Linked DNA regions of Homo sapiens: region 1 is linked to region 2. Evidence: read pairs that join two places in POLR2A ChIA-PET (ENCODE). Cell type or tissue: OCI-LY7. All regions are shown on one strand. Links, peaks and the distances in the headings refer to the core of each region. The heading gives the core; the rest is flanking DNA. Region 1 overlaps MRPL48 (mitochondrial ribosomal protein L48). Region 2 has its middle 9.3 kb from the start of UCP2.

What was found. Peaks named below come from ENCODE experiments on the same cell type or tissue, not always from the same donor. Only the 100,000 strongest peaks of a DNase experiment are listed, where the experiment ranks them.
Region 1: POLR2A ChIA-PET joins it to region 2 with 6 read pairs; 2 of 35 experiments call an interaction of 5 or more read pairs at or near these places.

The regions. Positions count from the first base shown.
Region 1 is chr11:73,800,044-73,808,931 of GRCh38, reverse strand. MRPL48 (mitochondrial ribosomal protein L48) reads right to left here. Exons shown (of 8, transcript NM_016055.6): 2 at 3,853-3,905; 3 at 582-619. Among named protein-coding and RNA genes, the nearest start is that of MRPL48, 17 kb to the right of the region's middle. In OCI-LY7, for the core only: no CTCF peak of the experiment used is centred there; no DNase peak of the experiment used is centred there.
Region 2 is chr11:73,987,659-73,996,546 of GRCh38, reverse strand. It overlaps the pseudogene DPPA4P3 and the pseudogene LOC100421622. Among named protein-coding and RNA genes, the nearest start is that of UCP2, 9.3 kb to the right of the region's middle. In OCI-LY7, for the core only: CTCF peaks have their summits at 6,138 and 7,216 (motif pointing left); DNase peaks (open chromatin) are centred at 586, 1,176, 4,866 and 7,191; H3K4me3 peaks cover 2,947 bases; H3K27ac peaks cover 5,631 bases.

The DNA.
Region 1 (8,888 bases), core at 526-8,525, 190 kb after region 2:
TTTTTTTTGAGATGAAGTCTCGCTCTTGTCCCCCAGGCTGGAGTGCAATGGCGTAATCTCAGCTCACTGCAACCTCCGCCTCCCGAGCTCAAGCGATTCTCCTGCTTCGGCCTCCCGAGTAGCTGGGATTACAGGCGCCTGCCACCACGCCCAGCTAATTTTTTGTATTTTTAGTAGAGACAGGGTTTCACCATGTTGGCCAGGCTGGTCTCGAACTCCTGACCTCAGGTGATCCGCCCGCCTCGGCCTCCCAAAGTGCTGGGATTACAGGCGTGAGCCACCGCACCCGGCCTCACAGCCTGCTCATTTTTTAAGGTGAGGAAACCAAGCTACAGAGAAATAGCCAAAGATCAAATAAATATGTAGTACAGTTGGAATCCAAACTTACTGTAGAGCTCTTGCTCTTAGCCACTACTTGATGTTCTCACCCATGGTTCTATTCCATGCTCACATGGAGGGGTGGGGTTTGGTTCAGGCCACTGTTCTCAAAGATATGGTAGGCTTCCTTCTAGGCAAAATTATTATAGAGTGCTAAAGGGTCACTTAAAGCAGGCCAACTACATCAGGTAAAAACTGCTTACCTACAGAATAGATGGGCTTCTCTCCTGAAGTTCTAAACCTAAAAGGAGGGAGAAAGTATGTTCAATACAATTAGAAACCCATATTTTATTTGCATAGTTTGCAAAATTTATATTCTATCACTAAAGATGCATCAATGCTGTTTCCTTACTCCTTCTTTCCTTTCTTCCTTCCACAAACTTTAATAAGGACCTGATGTGTGCCAAAGTGCCACATCCTGAGAATGCAAATATAAGTAAGATGTCTCTATCCATGGTCTAGTTGGGAAAGGTGCTGGTAAACGAATGTGAGCCACAATATAGTATTGATCCAGAACAGAAACATACAAAATTAAATAGGACACAAAGGAAAGTATGGTCACTCCTACTAGGGAGGTGAAACTATTTTGAGGTGAGTTTTAAAAAACGAAGAAGTGGCCGGGCGCAGCGGCTCACGCCTGTAATCCCAGCACTTTGGGAGGCCGAGGCAGGCAGATGACCTGAGGTCAAGAGTTCGAGACTAGCCTGCCCAATATGGCGAAACCCCGTCTCTACTAAAAATACAAAAAATTACCCGGGTTTGGTGGTGGGCACCTGTAATCCCAGCTAATCGGGAGGCTGAGGCAGGAGAATCACCTGAACTTGGGAGGCGGAGGTTGCAGTAAGCCAAGATCGTGCCACTGCACTCCAGCCTGGGCAACAAGAGCGAAACTCCATCTCAAAAAAAAAAAAAAAAAAAAAAAGATAATAATACTACAATCTAATGGGACTGAAAATGTATCTTAAACTCTGAGTCAGTTTCCTCTTTTGCAAAATGATATTTATATTTGCCTTGTAGTGTTTTTTGTGAAGATTAGAGATAACGAAAAATAGCTAGTATGGTGCCATAGGAGGTGCTTATCAAATAGTAGTTGACTGATTAAGATGGGATAATAGATTAAGATGGAACGGGATACTATCACATTTGGGATTAAGAAAAAAAAAAAGAAGATGGAAGGGAAATAAAGGGAGAAAGCCCTCAATAAATGTTAAGGACTCAAGAAATCATCCAGGATCATGAGTGCCGAGTAGTTCGGGAAGATGTACAATACATTATTTTATATCCTGTGGCTGTCACACAAAAGACACTTGGTGCATATTTGCTGCTGAACAGAGAAATAAACCACCAAATGTATTTCATCACACTTAGAGAAAAACAATGGGGAGCCTGGGCACGGTGGCTCATGCCTGTAATACCAGCACTTTGGGAGGCTGAGGAGCATGGATCACTTGAGGTCAGGAGTTCGAAACTAGCCAGGTCAACATGGTGAAACCCCATCTCTACTAAAAATAGAAAAATTAGCCAGACATGGTGGTGGGCGCCTGTAACCCCAGCTACTCAGGAGGCTGAGGCAGGAGGATTGCTTGAACCTGGATGGTAGAGGTTGCAGTGAACTGAGATAGTGCCACTGCACTCCAGCCTGGGTGAAAGAGATTCTGTCTCAAAAAAATAAAGAAAAAAGAAAAACAATGGAGAGCAATCTATACACAGAACAGTTTAAAAAAAAAAAGACAACTTGGATTTGAATCCTAATTCCAACCCAAATTAGCTCCATCATATTAAAACAACAGATTAAACTCTCTGGACCCCAGTTATTTATATAAAATTGAGATAATATCATCTGTTTTACCAGGTCACTATGAAGGTCAATTCATTCATTTAACAAATATTTATTAAATGCCTACTATGTGTCAGATACCATCGTAGGCCTAGGAATAGGGCAGTATCCCCATGATGCTTATTTTTAAGGGGCAAGGAAAGACAGTTAAACATTTTTATATATAAAAAATGAGTCAGATGGTGACATCTGCTATAAAGAAAAAGCAAAGTATAAAGGAACAGAGATTGATGGAGGGGTGTATATTTTACATAGAGTAGTCAGGGAAGGCCTCTTGGATGGGATGACATTTGGACAGAAACCTGAAAAAAGTATAGGACAAACCATATGGATATCTGAGGAAAGAATATGCACAGATCCTGGGGTGGGAAGGTGCTTAGATTATCAAGGAATAGCAAACCACAGCACAGCTAATGCTGAGTAAGTAGTATAAAATGAGGATACAGATTATGGAAGGTCCTATAGGCCATGGTAAAGATTGCAGGTTTTAGTTTGAGTAAGATGGGATACCACTGGAGAATTTGGAGCAAAGGAGTGATGTGAGCTAACTTGGCTTTAAAAGAATCATTCTTATGTTCATAATGTTAGGTCTCTTTAAAAAAAAAAATCACTCTGCTTTACTGTGAAGAACAGAAGACAAAGGTAAACTAGGGAGACCAGTTGGGAGGCAAAGTGATGGTAGTAAAGGCAATGAGAAAATAAGGAGCTGGCCCCTAGTGGTTTAGCATAACAGAAAGCATGAGGCAAAAACTGGAGAAAGAAATGGTTCTAGGTCTGGCACAGTGGCTCATGCCTGTAATCCCCTCACTTTGGGCAGATCACTTGAGCCCAGGAGTTCAAGACCAGCCTGGGCAACATGGCAAAACCCTGTCTCCACAAAAAATACAAAAACGAATGGGGCATGCTAGTACATGCCTGTAGTCCCAGCTACTTGGGAGGCTGAGGTAGAAGAACCACTTGAGCATGGGAGGTCAAGGCTACAGTGAGCTGTGATCATGCCACTGCACTCCAGCCTGGGCAACAGAGGTAGACTCTGCCTCAATTAAAAAAAAAAAAAAAAAGGTTCTGTTTATATTTCAAAAGTAAAGCCAACAAGTTTTGTTGAAGAATTAACAGCATCTGGCTGGACGCGGGGGCCCACACCTGTAATTCCAGCAATTTGGGAGGCCGAGGCAGGCAGATCACCTGAGGTCTGGAGTTCAAGACCAGCCTGGCCAACATGGTGAAACCCCATCTCTACAAAAATACAAAAATTAGCTGGGCATGGTGGCAGGTGCATGTAATGCCAGCTACTTGGGAGGCTGAGGTGGGAGAATCATTTGAACCTGGGAGGTAGAGGTTGCAGTGAGCCAAGATCACGCCACTGCACTCCAGCCTGGGTGACAGAGTGAAACTCCATCTCAAAAAGAAAAAAAAAAAAAAAGAACAGCATCAAAGATTAACTGCAAGTATTTTGGCCTCAGCAACTAGATGAATGGAGATGCTATTAACTGAGAATGGGGAAGGAGCAAGGTGGCAGGGGAGATGCATGATGTGCTTATAGACATGCAAGTAAATATGATGAAAAAATGCTGTGTGAACTATGAAGCCAAAGGCAAATGTTACCTATATTTAATTATTGTTTTTAATATTCTTACCTTAAGAGAGAAAAGGCTTGCTTAAAAATGGTATTGTTCCTCAGGCACAGCACCTACAGCAAAACAGCCATGTTAGGACAATCTTAAGCATTTATAGACCTCCAAGTATGTCTTCTCAGAGAGGCAAGAAACCCACAGTACACAAACCAGAAAAGGACAAAAAGGCTCTTATCTAACAAAGAAGCTACCCTACAATTAACACCAAGCATGCAAACAAACCAAGGTCATCATTCTCATTCCACCCACTACAGTAAATGCTCAAAAAACAGAAGTCCCCCTCCCACACTGCTTTTTCACTGTTTACCATTTCCAACTTAATCTATTTTTTTCTAATATCAATCAATAATTAGTATGCATCTGCCATGCACAGCATCATGAGAGGGGCTTTATTAAATCTTCTTTAATTCTGAAAACACTGCAAGACAATTTCGTAAGTAAAGCAACTGAGACCCAGAGAGGTTATATTCCAAAAAATTATACCTAATAAGCTGCTAAGAGGACTGACTTAATGGCCAGGTGCGGTGGCTCATGCCTGTAATCCCAGCACTTTGGGAGGCTGAGGCGGGCAGATCACGAGGTCAGGAGTTCAAGACCAACCTGACCAACATGGTATTGTCTCTACTAAAATTACAAAAATTAGCCGGGCATGGTGGTGCATGCCTGTACTCCCAGCTACTCAGGAGTCTGAGACAGAAGAATCACTTGAACCCAGGAGGCGGAGGTTGCAGTGAGCAGAGATTGCGCCACTGCACTCCAGCCTGGGCCATAAAATGAGATTCCGTCTCAAAAAAAAAAGAGGACTGACTTACTACAAAAGCTATGCCTCTATTATAGTACACTGTCTCTCTCAATAACAGTGATAGGCTGGGCACGGTGGCTCATGCCTATAATCCCAGCACTTTGGGAGGCCAAGGTAGGTGGATCACGAGGTCAGGAGTTCAAGACCAGCCCGGCCAAGATTGTGAAACCACGTCTCTACTAAAAATACAAAAATTAACCAGGCATGGTGGCGGGCATATGTAATCCCAGCTACTCAGGAGGCTGAGGCAGGAGAATCCCTTGAACCCAGGAGGCGGAGGTTGCAGTGAGCCGAGATCTCGCCACTGCAGTCTAGCCTGGGCAACAGAGCAAGACTCTGTCTCAAAAAAAAATTAAAATATAAAAATAAAATTAAAAAATGACAGTGATAATGATACTTCACAATGGAGGTAAGAACAAAAAAACAAATATAATGATAGCAACTGCAGCCTCAATCTCCTGGACTCAAGCAATTCCCTTGCTTCAGTCTTCCAAACAAACGTCTGTTCTTTTGTTTGTTTGTTTGTTTTACGGGAAAGAAACAAAAAAAAAGTCTGTTCTTAAGGTCCCATAACATAAAGAGAAAATCCTGCCCACTATGGATAACAATTTTAATTCTTTCAACATGGATGTATGAAAAGTCTAGTATGCAAAAACAAGGAAAATCTGAGAAACTATCAGTCAAGAGGAGCCTACGGAAAAGACGACGATTAAATAAAATATAATATCCTGAATGGGATCTGCAACAGAAAAAGGACACTAGAGAAAAAGTAAGGAAATCTGAATAAAGTATGGACACTAGCTAATATACCAATATTGGCTCATTAATTATAAAAAAAAAAATCACTCTAGGCCAGGTGTGGGGGCTCACGCCTGTAATCCCAATACTTGAGGAGGCTGAGGCAGGCAGATCACTTGAGGCCAGGAGTTCAAGACCAGCCTGGCCAACATGGTGAAACCCCGTCTCTCCCAAAAATACAAAAATTAGCCAGGGGTGGTGGTGCGTGCCTGTAGTCCCAGCTACTTGGGAGGAGGCTGAGGCAGGAGAATCGCTTGAACCTGGGAGGCAGGGGTTGCAGTGAGCAGAGATCATACCATTGCACTCCAGTCTGGGCAACAGAGCAAGACTCTGTCTCAAAAAATAAATAAATAAATCACACTAATGTAAAGATAATAGTAATAGGGGAACTTGGGATATATGGGAACTCTGTGTACTGTCTTTGCAAGTTTTCTGTAAATCTAAAACTATTCTAAAATAAAGCTTATTTTTAAAAAGTCTATTATAAGCCAGGTGTAGTGGCTAATGCCTACAATCCAAGCATTTTGGGAGGCCAAAGTAGGAAGATCACTTGAGCCTAGGATTTTGAGACCAGCCTGGCCAACATAGGAAGACCCTTTCTCTACAAAACAAAAAATTAGCCAGGCGTGGTGGTGCACACCTGTGATCCCAGCTACTCAGGAGGCTGAGGTAGGAGGATCACTTGGACCCAGAGGGCTGAGGCTGCAATAAGCCGTGACTGTGCCATTGCACTCTGGCCTGGGGTGACAGAATGAGACCCTGTCTCAAGTTAAAAAAAAAAGAAAAAAAAAAGCTTATATGCCAACTGCTGTGCTGAATGTTAAAGAGAATATAAAAACAAAATGTAACTACAGGGATGAATCTTGAAAACATTATACTAAATAAAAGAAACCAGTCACAAAGGACCAAATATTACATGATTCTATTTCTGTGAAATATCCAGAATAGTGAAATCTATGGAGAAAGGAAGTCAATTAGTGGCTGCCTGGGGCTGGAAGGGCTGGGGAGCTGTGGATGACTGCTAAGGGGTATGGAGTTTTTTTTTGGGATGATGTTCTCAAACTGTAGTAATGGTTGTACAATTCTGTGAATATAATAAAAGCTACTGAATTCCACACTTTAAATAGGTGAATTGTAGGTTATGTGAACTATATTTCAATAAAGCTATCAAAAAATGTATGCACAATCTCTGTCCTTCAGGCATCTGGATGGCTGGAGACACAGACATACATTTGTATTAAACAGCTAAGCAATATTGCAGGCATTGTATGAAGTCAAAATAGGTGGTGCGAACAACAAGCACACCTGGCAGGAAATCCAGGGGGAGATGGCTAAGAGAAATCCTTAGCTTTTGCAGAGTTACAGACGTTGCTGAGGATCTGCTCAGTCATGAACCCTCTTCCTAGACAAATGCATATAAGCAAGGATATATAAAGAGTTTGCCTACTACTTCAGGAGATTCACCAAAACTCTTATCATCACCCAAGAACCCCTATGCTAAACCAAGAGATCCTCAGAGCAAGGGTCATGTCACTTTCCTCTCAGGCACATTGTAGACAATCAAGGTTTGTTCTGATGAATAAATGATTAGAAAGAAGTGAATAAATGATAATCATTGCTACCATATATTAAGCACCGACATCTACTTTGTTGAGCACCTACCATGTGTCTAAATCATAATACCTTTACAAGATAAGCATTATTATCACCACTTTACAGTTGAGGAAACAGATTAAGTAACCTACCCAAAGTCACACAACTACTATTGAAGCTAGCCTAGGGTCTTGGGTTTCTCTGACACCAAAATCCATAATTTCCCCACTATTCTACACCTTTTCTCACATAAATGAAGATGTTAGTGCTTAGGAAATTAGGAGGCGGAAAGATAAAACTTAAGAAAAGTCTCCCAGAGGATGTAAAACCATGAAGATTGGGAAGGATGTGAATAGACAGAAGGGCAAAATGTGCAGATGATCCCAGAAGCACAATTGAATCAGGTACTAAAAGACTTTGTAAAGTATGTGTGCAATACACTTAACCTAATATTGGTCAGCATAAAAGACAGAGTAGGAAACTGGGGCCCCAGGAGAGGTCAGGCCAGCTCCCCCAACCACTAGCTATGTACTTTGAAGTTAGATCAGAGGACTCTAAAGTCTCTCCAGGGCCGGGATCTATTAACCATGACAAACAATAGAAATGAGAGTGAACAGAATATATTTTTAAATGGGTCACTTCATATAGAAGAGGGACTGGATGGGAAAAAAAGATCAAAATGAGACTGCTTTCTCATTTTAATTGTTCAGATTTCTGAGTCTGTACAATAACCAAGGTTTTAATTATCTAAAAGCCAGGCTTAAGAATTGACAACTTTCGGCCAGGCCCAGTGGCTCACGCCTGTAATCCCAGCACTTTGGGAGGCCGAGGTGGGCGGATCACCTGAGGTCCGGAGTTTGAGACCAGCCTGACCAACATGGAGAAACCTCGTCTCTACTAAAAATACAAAATTAGCCGGGCGTGGTGGCGCATGCCTGTAATCCCAGCTACTCCAGAGGCTGAGGCAGGAGAATGGCTTGAACCCGGGAGGCGGAGGTTGCTGTGAGCCGAGATCACGCCATTGCACTCCAGCCTGGGCAACAAGAGCGAAACTCCATCTCAAAAAAAAAAAAAAAAAAGAAAAAGAAAAAAGAGTTGACAACTTTCTGGAAGACATTCAAATTATGGTATGAACTCTCCCGGTCAGCTCTGGGAAATGTGCTTCCTCTCCCCTGCAATGCTTGGCATTATTTATCCAGACAAAAGTAATCTATTTTGGGACTGTATCTACAATTACCCTCTCCTCCCCATCAGCAAATGAAGAGCAGCTCTGGCCCTGCAAGTGGAAGAGGAGGATGGTGACGCCAGCGAATGAATGAATGAGGACACAGATGCTGCACTGGGTAACAAAAATACTCCCATGAGCCAGGAACCAAGCAAGGACTGCACAACTACCAAAAAACTGAAGTCACAGGGCAAAATCTAGAGCATGTGAGTAGCTTAAGACATCAGAGTCTGGAGTGGGTGGTGAGAGCAGTGGGTCAGGGGTCTTTGATGCAAGCAACTGAGAGCTGTTTCATGAAAGTAACAGAATATATTTGTGTATTAATAAATATTATTTAAAATAGCATTGTTACTACCATTTATTGAGTCCTATTTACTAGGCACTTTACGCATACTATTTGTCTTTTTAATTTTTTTTTTTTAAGAGACCGGATCTTACTATATTGCCCATGCTGTCTCGAACTCCTGGCCTCAAGCAATCTTCCTGCCTTGGCCTCCCAAAATGCTGGGATTACAGGAGTGAGCCACCAGGCCTGGCCCATATTATTTCAATTAATTGTTACAGCAACCCTCTCTGATGGGGCATTATTGAGATAACTGGCTCTATTTTACACAGGAAAAA
Region 2 (8,888 bases), core at 475-8,474:
GGCTCATGCCTGTAATCCCAGCACTTTAGGAGGCTAAGGCGGGAGGGTTGCTTCAGTCTGTAAACAGATTTTTTTTTTAAGACAGGGTATCACTGTTACCCAGGCTGGAGTGCAGTGGCGTGATCACGGTTCACTGCAGCCTCCAGACTCCTGGGCCCAAGCAATTTTCCTGCCTCAGCCTCTCAAGTAGCTGGGACTACAGGCACCTGCCACCAGGCCCAGCTAATTTTAAAATTTTTTATAGAGACAGGGGCTCGCTTTGTTGCCTAGGCTGGTCTTGAATTTCTGGACTCAAGTGATCCTCCCACCTCAGCTGCCCAAGTCATTGGGATTACAGGTGCTAGCCACCATGCCTGGCTACTCTTGCTGGTTTAATGATGGGAAATCTTTCACCAAAAGTTTGCAAATTTTCATATGAGCATCTGGACAACTTTTTTAAAGACCTACAAAACGTTCAAAACACTGGTGAAAAAGAAGTACAGAATAGAGAGAAATTTTGATCAGGCACTTACTCTGAAAAGCACAACACTGTGTCTGTGTCTCAGTGATGTGGTCACACAACCAAAACAACCCAACTGTGGTTTTCTTCTCAGTATCTTACACTGTGAAAGCCTTCTTGATTTGGAACCTGTGACTTGCAGCAGAGTTCTAAACAAGAATTGTATATTGCTTGTTTCATGGCTCCTCTCACCAATGAATCCAAATCCATCAGAGTAGAGCTCCTCAGCATATTAGACCAGTTATCCAGAAGTCATCCCCAGAAGTCATATCCCCGTTTCTTTTACTTTCCAAAGGTACAAGATCTCAAAAACTGTCAAGATATATTTCACCATTGTTATTCTTGCTATATTATTATTATGTCTTGGAGTTATGATCCTTGAAGTAATTCATGCTTCACATGTGCTTACAATGTTGAATGATGGGATGAGAGAAATCTTTTCCATTTGATAAAATAAAACCACAAGGAGGGTTTGCTTGTGTCGTATGGGTGCCCATAAAGCATTGAAAATATTAAGGAGCAAAGTGGATTTGCAGGATTTCTGTGGATATGTCACTATGCTGTACCATCTCATCAACGCAAACAGAAAGTGTGGTGATGCTTCTGATGAAAAAGGAAAACCTGATTTGACTTCCTGCTTTGAGCAGATGAGAGGACAGAGTCATTTGAAATGGTCATTGAGGAAGCAACCACAGATTCAACAACATAACAGAAATCTTAGGTTGCTACAACAGAAACAGACTGGGTTCCTCTTGAGCTATGCTTGTAATTCCACTGTTTAGCTCTGAATTCAATGAGTTTGTAGGAAAACAGTCACACTACAAACCTTGCAGAAAAGAAAGCCTTCAAAAACTCTTACTTTCCAGTAGAAAACTATATATGTTCTTAACTTTATTCACTCATTCTAGGAAGTTGCTTTAACACTAGATATTCACATTCAGGCTGGTTTTTCCAGTTTTCTTTACCTAAATCTTAAGTTCTACTTCTTGAAAAGAATGTAATGTGTAGAGATGGCATCTTATCAGAATGGAGAGATGGTCACCTTCCTCACTTCTCTCTGCTAATCTTCATTGGTATTAATTTTTTCACATAACTTGTTATTCACACTTTGTGTCTTTTTTCTTAAATACCTTTAAGAAAAAAGCTTTTATAAAGCTTTTATAAAGCTTTATACTGCCAGGCACTAAAAAGAATCCTGCTGGTGCAGAATAATTTAGGCTTAAATTATGTTCAAAGTGTGTTGTGTTGTAGTTTGGGTAACATTTAGTATTGTCTGGTGTCTTGATCATTATAACACATCCTAATTCAACAAAGAGCTTTTTAGCAAAAAGCACTTACTATATTTTTTACCTTGAGACAATCTGCATTTTTTTATAAATCTAAGGATAAACTTTATAGACTTTATGATAACTGTTAATGTAATGTCATTATGAATATTGGTGATTTTCAGTGTTAGTTTGTCAAACGTATATCTGGTTTAATTTTATATTTTGTTACCTACACTCTGGAGGATAATGGAGATTTTATTCTTCCTGTGAAAAGGCTTCTTGGTATTTAAAGTAGCAAAAGTATAAAATAATGAACATCCAGTATTGAGAAATGATATGATGGAACATTAAAAATTCCTGTGGATATTTATAAATTATATGTCAGTTAAACCTTGTCAAAGGTATGCAAATCAGCATACCTTAAGCTTGTTTTAGAAGGTCTCAACTCAGACTATGAAGATTCACTGACATCTTATAAGAAGCCTTGGAAAACATTCTCTTTTTTTTTTTTGCTGAGACGGAGTCTCACTCTGTCACCCAGGCTGGAGCGCAGTGGCATGTTCTCGGCTCACTGCAACCTCTGCCTCCTGGGTTCAAGCGATTCTCCTGCCTCAGCCTCCCCAGCAGCTGGGACTACAGGCATGTGCCACTGCGCCCAGCTAATTTTTGCATTTTTAGTAGAGACAGGGTTTTGCCATGTTGGCCAGGCTGTTCTGGAACTCCTGACCTAGTGATCTGCCTGCCTCGGCCTCCCAAAGTGCTGGGATTACAGGCATGAGCCACTGCCCCTGGCCATTGCTTTTTAACCCATTTCGAATTTATTCAAAGTGCAACAAGCCATCCTTAAGAGAATGCTAAAATGGGCCAGGCGTGATGGCTCACGCCTGTAATCCCAGCACTTTGGGAGGCCGAGGTGGGTGGATCATTTGAAGTCAGGAGTTCAAGACCAGCCTGGCCCACCTTTACTAAAAATACAAAAATTAGTCAGGTGTGGTGGCAGGGTGGCAGGTGCCTGTAGTCCCAGCTACTCCAGAGGGTGAGGCAGGAGAATCGCTTGAACCCAGGAGGTGGAGGTTGCAGTGAGCCAAGGTTGTGCCACTGCACTCCAGCCTGGGCAACAGAGTGAGACTCTGTCTCAAAAAAAAAAAAAAAAAAGAGAGAGAGAGAGAATGCTAAAATGGTCTAATTTGCATTTTGGTTTTTTTCCTTTTATTTTTTAGAGACAGAGTCTTGCTCTGTTGCCCAGGCTGGAGTGCAGTGGTGTGATCACAGCTCACTGCAGCCTCAACCTCCCAGGCTCAACCTCCTGAGTAGTTTGGGTGATCCTCCCACCTCATCCTCCTGAGTAGTTGGGACCACAGGAACACACCACCATGCCCAGCTAATTTTTTTTTAATTGTTTGTAGAGATGGGGGATCTCCCTATGTTACCCAGGCTGGTTTTTGATTCCTGGGCTCCAGTGATACTCCCTCCTTGCCCTCCCAAACCACTGGGATTACAGGCATGAGCCACCACACCTAGCCATTTTCTCCCCATTTTTGTTAACAGTTTTATTGAAATATAATTCATAATAGCATACAATTCATCCATTCAAAGTGTACAATTCAGTGATTTTTGGTGTATTCACAGAGTTGTGCAACCACCACCACAATCAATTTTAGATCATTTTCACTGCCTCAAAAACAAGCCCCCATACCCATTAGCTGTCATGATCAATCTCCCCATTCCCTGAAGCCCTACCATCTGTCTTTATATATTTGCCTGTTCTGGACATTTTATATACATGGAAACACAATGTGTGGTCTTTCATGACTGGCTTCTTTTACTTAGCATAATGTTTTCAAGGTTCATCCACGGTATAGCATGGATCAGTACTTCATTCCTTTTCTTCTTTTTTTTTTTTTTTTTTTTTTTTTTTGAGATGAAGTCTTGCTTTTGTCACCCAGGCTGGAGTGCAGTGGCACAATCTCGGCTCACTGCAAGCTCTGCCTCCTGGGTTCACGCCATTCTCCTGCCTCAGCCTCCCGAGTAGCTGGGACTACAGGCGCCCACCACCACGCCTGGCTAATTTTTTGTATTTTTAGTAGAGACGGGGTTTCATCGTGTTAGCCAGGATAGTCTCAATCTCCTGACCTCATGATCCGCCCGCCTCGGCCTCCCAAAGTGCTGGGATTACAGGCGTGAGCCACCATGCCCGGCCACTTCATTTCTTTTCATTGCTTGGATATACCACATTTTATTAGCATATATCCGTTCCGCAATTGATGGATGTTTGGGTTATTTCCATTTTTTTGGCAAACGTATTTTTTAAACAATGTTTATATGTAAGTCTGCTGCTCACTTTGGGTTTTTCTTTTCACAGAATTTTTTAAAACTTTTTTAGAGATGTGGGGTCTCACTATGTGGTCCAGACTAAACTCAAACTCCTGGGCTCAAGTAATCCTCCTGCCTCAGTCTCCTGAGTAGCTGGGACTATAGGTGTGAGCCACTGTGCCCGGCTTCTTTTCATAGACTCTTTATGGAAAAATAGAATTTGTTTCCATCTTGGTAGCAATGGTTACTGCATACCTTCACTCTGATTTGAGAATTTTTGGACCAAGCTCTGCTTCTTCTCTGAGTATGGAGAAGGCAAAAGGCAGGGAGTGGACCTCCTCAGAGAAGTCGAGGGAAGAGGATCAGCAGGCTTCTAATCAACCAAACACAATTGCTTTGCCAGGAACATCAGCAAAGGGAACCAAAGGACAAATTTCTGCTAAAGGTGAAAAAGCGCTCTGCCCAAAGAAGGCAGCAGAGTATAGGGACAACCCCAAACCTCAGAAGAAGATACTAATCCCTTCATTACCCTCTAAACCGCAACCTGTTAATCGGCTTCACCGGGACATTCTGTGGGCCTGGTGTCTATAATTAAAGGCAAAGCCACACAGGCCTTTGGTGCCAGAAATAAGCTCCTGTGTGCCTTTGCCTATCCAAATCAAAAGAATTTTCCTAGCACAGCAAAAGAGGCCAGAATCCGGAAATCATTACCAAAACAATCAAAGGTGGACAAAGGGGAAATTACCCCGAAAAGCCCTGAGGAGACACATCCTCCTAAAGTAGCTCTTCCCCCTGGGGAGGGGTTGCCTGACCTAGAAGAGTCTGCTGCTCTCCTTGAGGGAGTTAATACAGTTGTGGTGACAACTTCTGCCCCAGAAGCTTCGCTGGCCTCCTGGGCCAGAAATGCAGCCAGGGAGAAGGCACCAGAAGCAGTGGGATCTCCACATGAGGCCCATGGTGTCAGGTGGCTAGTGTCCATGGGAGAAGACTCCCTGCAGACACAGATGGTTGGCTTCACCTCCAGTTTCATGCTGGACAAGGCTGGGTTCCAGAAAAGCAAGAAGGGAGAGTGAGTGCACTCTTTTTGCTTCCTGCCTCCAATTTTCCACCCCATAACTTGAAGACAATATGTTGTGCCCCAAATGCGTTCACAGGTACAAGGTCTTAATAAAAAGCCTCCGGTGGGAATAGAATATCAGGAAAAAGACCACATCTGTGGTAATTAATGGCAGAAAGGCTGGACAGTTGATTCCGTGGTGCTGCTGACAGGTGAACTCTGGTCCTCTCCACACCTGCTTATGGGCCATGCAGACTGGTGGGGTGGCAGATGTTAGCCTAAGACCCCTAGCAGTGACTGCTGCTTCGTGGGTGGACATAAAAGACTCTTAAGTTTAAAAATGGAAAAACATTTTACAAATTACCATAAATTCTAGTTAACACATAGAAAAACTCATTCATACTACCCTTCTAAAATAGAAATGACTTCAGCAGCTCTTTTAAGTGGGAACCTCTTCAGCTGAGCATTGTGAAGGAGTTGAGAAAACAAACAGCAGTTTGCTCCTGTGCTCAATTTCCCTGACCCAAATGCTGACTACTTTAGGAGCTGCTTCATTCCAATTGCAATTACATAAAATGTAAAGTATTTTAAGGCAAAGAAAGGCTGTTAATTCTCTCCTTCCCCAAAACACGTGATTTTCAATATTCAAAACAATATTTTTCAAAGTTCTCTTAATAACCTGCGATTTCTACAGGTTGGCTCCAGGATAAAAACACGAGGCACTTTGTATTACTTCGCTTATAATTCTTTTGTTTATTTCCAGTATTTAAAATGTTTAAGGTTACTTCCCGTTCATACATACATAATACATTGAATAGAAAATGTGTTTATTAGCAGATTCTCCATAAACAAAAATAAGATGTGTTTATAAAATAATTCATCTATTGTATTTAGGGAACTGTATGTATTGCATGCAAATTATTGTTAGTGTTCTTAAAGTAGGATTAAACCAAAAAGCATGACTTTTCTTTTGCATAACTCATTTGTTTGTTTCTTTATCAGTTGGTGGTATGGGTTGGATCGTTTGTTTTTATTTATTTATTATTATTATTTTGAGACAGTCACTCAAGCTGGAGTGCAGTGGCGCCATCTCAGCTCACTGCAACCTCCACCTCCCAGGCTCAAGAGATTCTCATGCCTCAGCCCCTGGAGTAGCTGGGATTACAGGCGTGTGCCACCATGCCAAGCTAATTTTTGTGTTTTTAGCAGAGATGGGGTTTCACCATGTTGGCCAGGCTGGTCTCTAACTCCTGGCCTCAAGTGATCCACCTCCCTCAGCCTCCCAAAGTGCTGGGATTACAGATGTGAGACACCACACCCGGCCCATCTCATTTGTTTTTAAAACCACTTTATTTAGGTATGATTGATGTACAAAAAGCTGTATATATTTAATGTATCCAATTGAGTGTAATTAATTTTTAATATTTTTTGTACTTCCTAAATGTATAGTCCCATGAGTCTGGGAAGAGATCTGTTTTTCACTTGTGTTTTAATGGCAGTTTCCAACATTGTTTTGTTATTACAAGTAGGTGATTTTTTTCCCCTTTAATTAAGATATTAAAAATAATGTGCTGATGGCCAGGCATGGTGGCTCACGTCTGTAATCCCAGCACTTTGGGAGGCTGAGGCGGGTGGATCACTTGAGATCAGGAGTTCAAGACCAGCCTGGCCAACATGGCAAAACCCTGTCTCTACTAAAAATGCAAAAATTAGCTGGGCGCAGTGGCACATGCCTGTAATCCCAGCTGCTCGGGAGGCTGAGGCAGGAGAATCGCTTGAACCCAGGAGGCGGAGGTTGTGGTGAGCGGAGATCGCGCCACTACACTCAAGCCTGGGCGACAGAGCGAGACTCCATCTCAAAAAAATAAATAAATAAAATAATAATAATAATAGTGCACTGAAAGGAGTGGCGGAGTTGGGAAATTCGTAACCATCATAATATACATGTAATAGGTTTGGGAAAGAATCCTCAAAAATGTTAAAGCGAGGGAGGAAAGTTTGTTGAGAAGCAAGATGTTTTCATGGTCTCATAGTGTTGTTCCCTTCCGCCCCCTCTTGGTTGTTGGTGGTCAGAATTGTTTAGTGTAATAAATAATATGGACATTTAAAAAATTGTTTTTTGCTTAGTTGCCGTACGAATTAATATAAAATTGAATTTGATGTTTACAAACCAAGGATTTTGGTTTTAGGTTAGAATTACACTTAGAATCATTAAGGCTATGTCTTCAGATCAAAACATTCTAGTGATAAACCTACGATAGGGACATACTCTGGACAGGCATGGCGGCTCATGCCTGTAATCTCAGCCCTTTGGGAGGCTGAGGTGGGAAGTATTGCTTGAGATCAGCCTGAACTACATAGCGAGACTCTATCTCTACAAAAAAATTTTAAAATGAGCTGGGTGTGGTGGTGACCGCCTGTAGTCTCAACTACTCTGGAGGCTGAGATGGAAGAATCACTTGAACTCAGGAGTTTGAGACTGTAATGAACTCTGATCTCTGATTGTGCCACTGCATTCCAGCCTGGGTGATATAGCAGGACCCTATCTAAAAATAAATAAATAAAAATAAAATAAAAGATGTAATCTTAGGCAAACTGATCTTAAATTATGCTAGTACACTTTTAAAAAATAATTGAATAAGTTTCAAAGGTTGTCTTCGGTCATTAATTCGTTTAGTATCTCAAATGTTAATTAGAATAATTGGTATCACTTTTTAGATTTTTTGAGTTACCTTCCTTAGGAAGTCTGTGCCATGTTATAATTTAATTTAGTTCTTCTATAGTATAATTGTTTACTAGTTTAAAACTGTACCCTAAGTGACCAAATAAGATATCTGGCAAACAAAGAATTTGAGAATGTTATTACGTAAATACTTTCGCTGACTTTTTCTTCTTTATAAAACTAGTTGTAGCCAGGCACTACACATAGTAGCTACAGGCACGGTTCGTGCCTTAATCCCAGCTACTCAGGAGGGTGAGGTGGGAGGACTGCTTGAGTCCAGGAGTTCAAGGCTGCAGTGAGCTATGATCATACCACTGCACGCCAGCCTCGGCAACAGAGCGAGATCCTATCTCTAAAAATAAAATAACAAAACAGACTATGTGTGGCTTAACTTCTATAAATATATGTCTTCCTTAAGAGTGTTAATATAAGCATGTGTTCAATACTATGGCCTATATATAGGATTTAATATTTTTCACCAGGTTGGCATTGTCAGTGCTGTGTTTGGGGTAAATATAATAGTTTTCTACTTTGTCTTACATGAGGTACAAACTAAAAGTATGTTATAAAGATTTGTCTATATAAGAAAACTAGGGTCAGGCATGGTGGCTCACGCCTGTAATCCCAACATTTTGGGAGGCCGAGGCGGGTGGATCACCTGAGGTCAGGAGTTCAAGACCAGCCCAGCCAACATGGTGAAACTCTGTCTCTACTAAAAATACAAAAATTAGCTGGGCGTGGTGGCAGGTACCTGTAATCCCAGCTGCTCGGGAGGCTGAGGCAGAAGAATCGCTTGAACCCGGGAGGTGGAGGTTGCAATGAGCCCAGATCATGCCATTGCACTCCAGCCTGGGCAACAAGAGTGAAACTCGGTCTCAAAAAAAAAAAAAAGAGAAGAAGAAGAAAGAAAACTAGGTGGAGTGTGGTGGCTTGCACCTATAATCCCAGCACTTTGGGAGGCCGAGGTGGGTGGATCTATTGAGGCTAGGAGTTCAAGATCAACCTGCCAACATGACGAAACCCCACCTC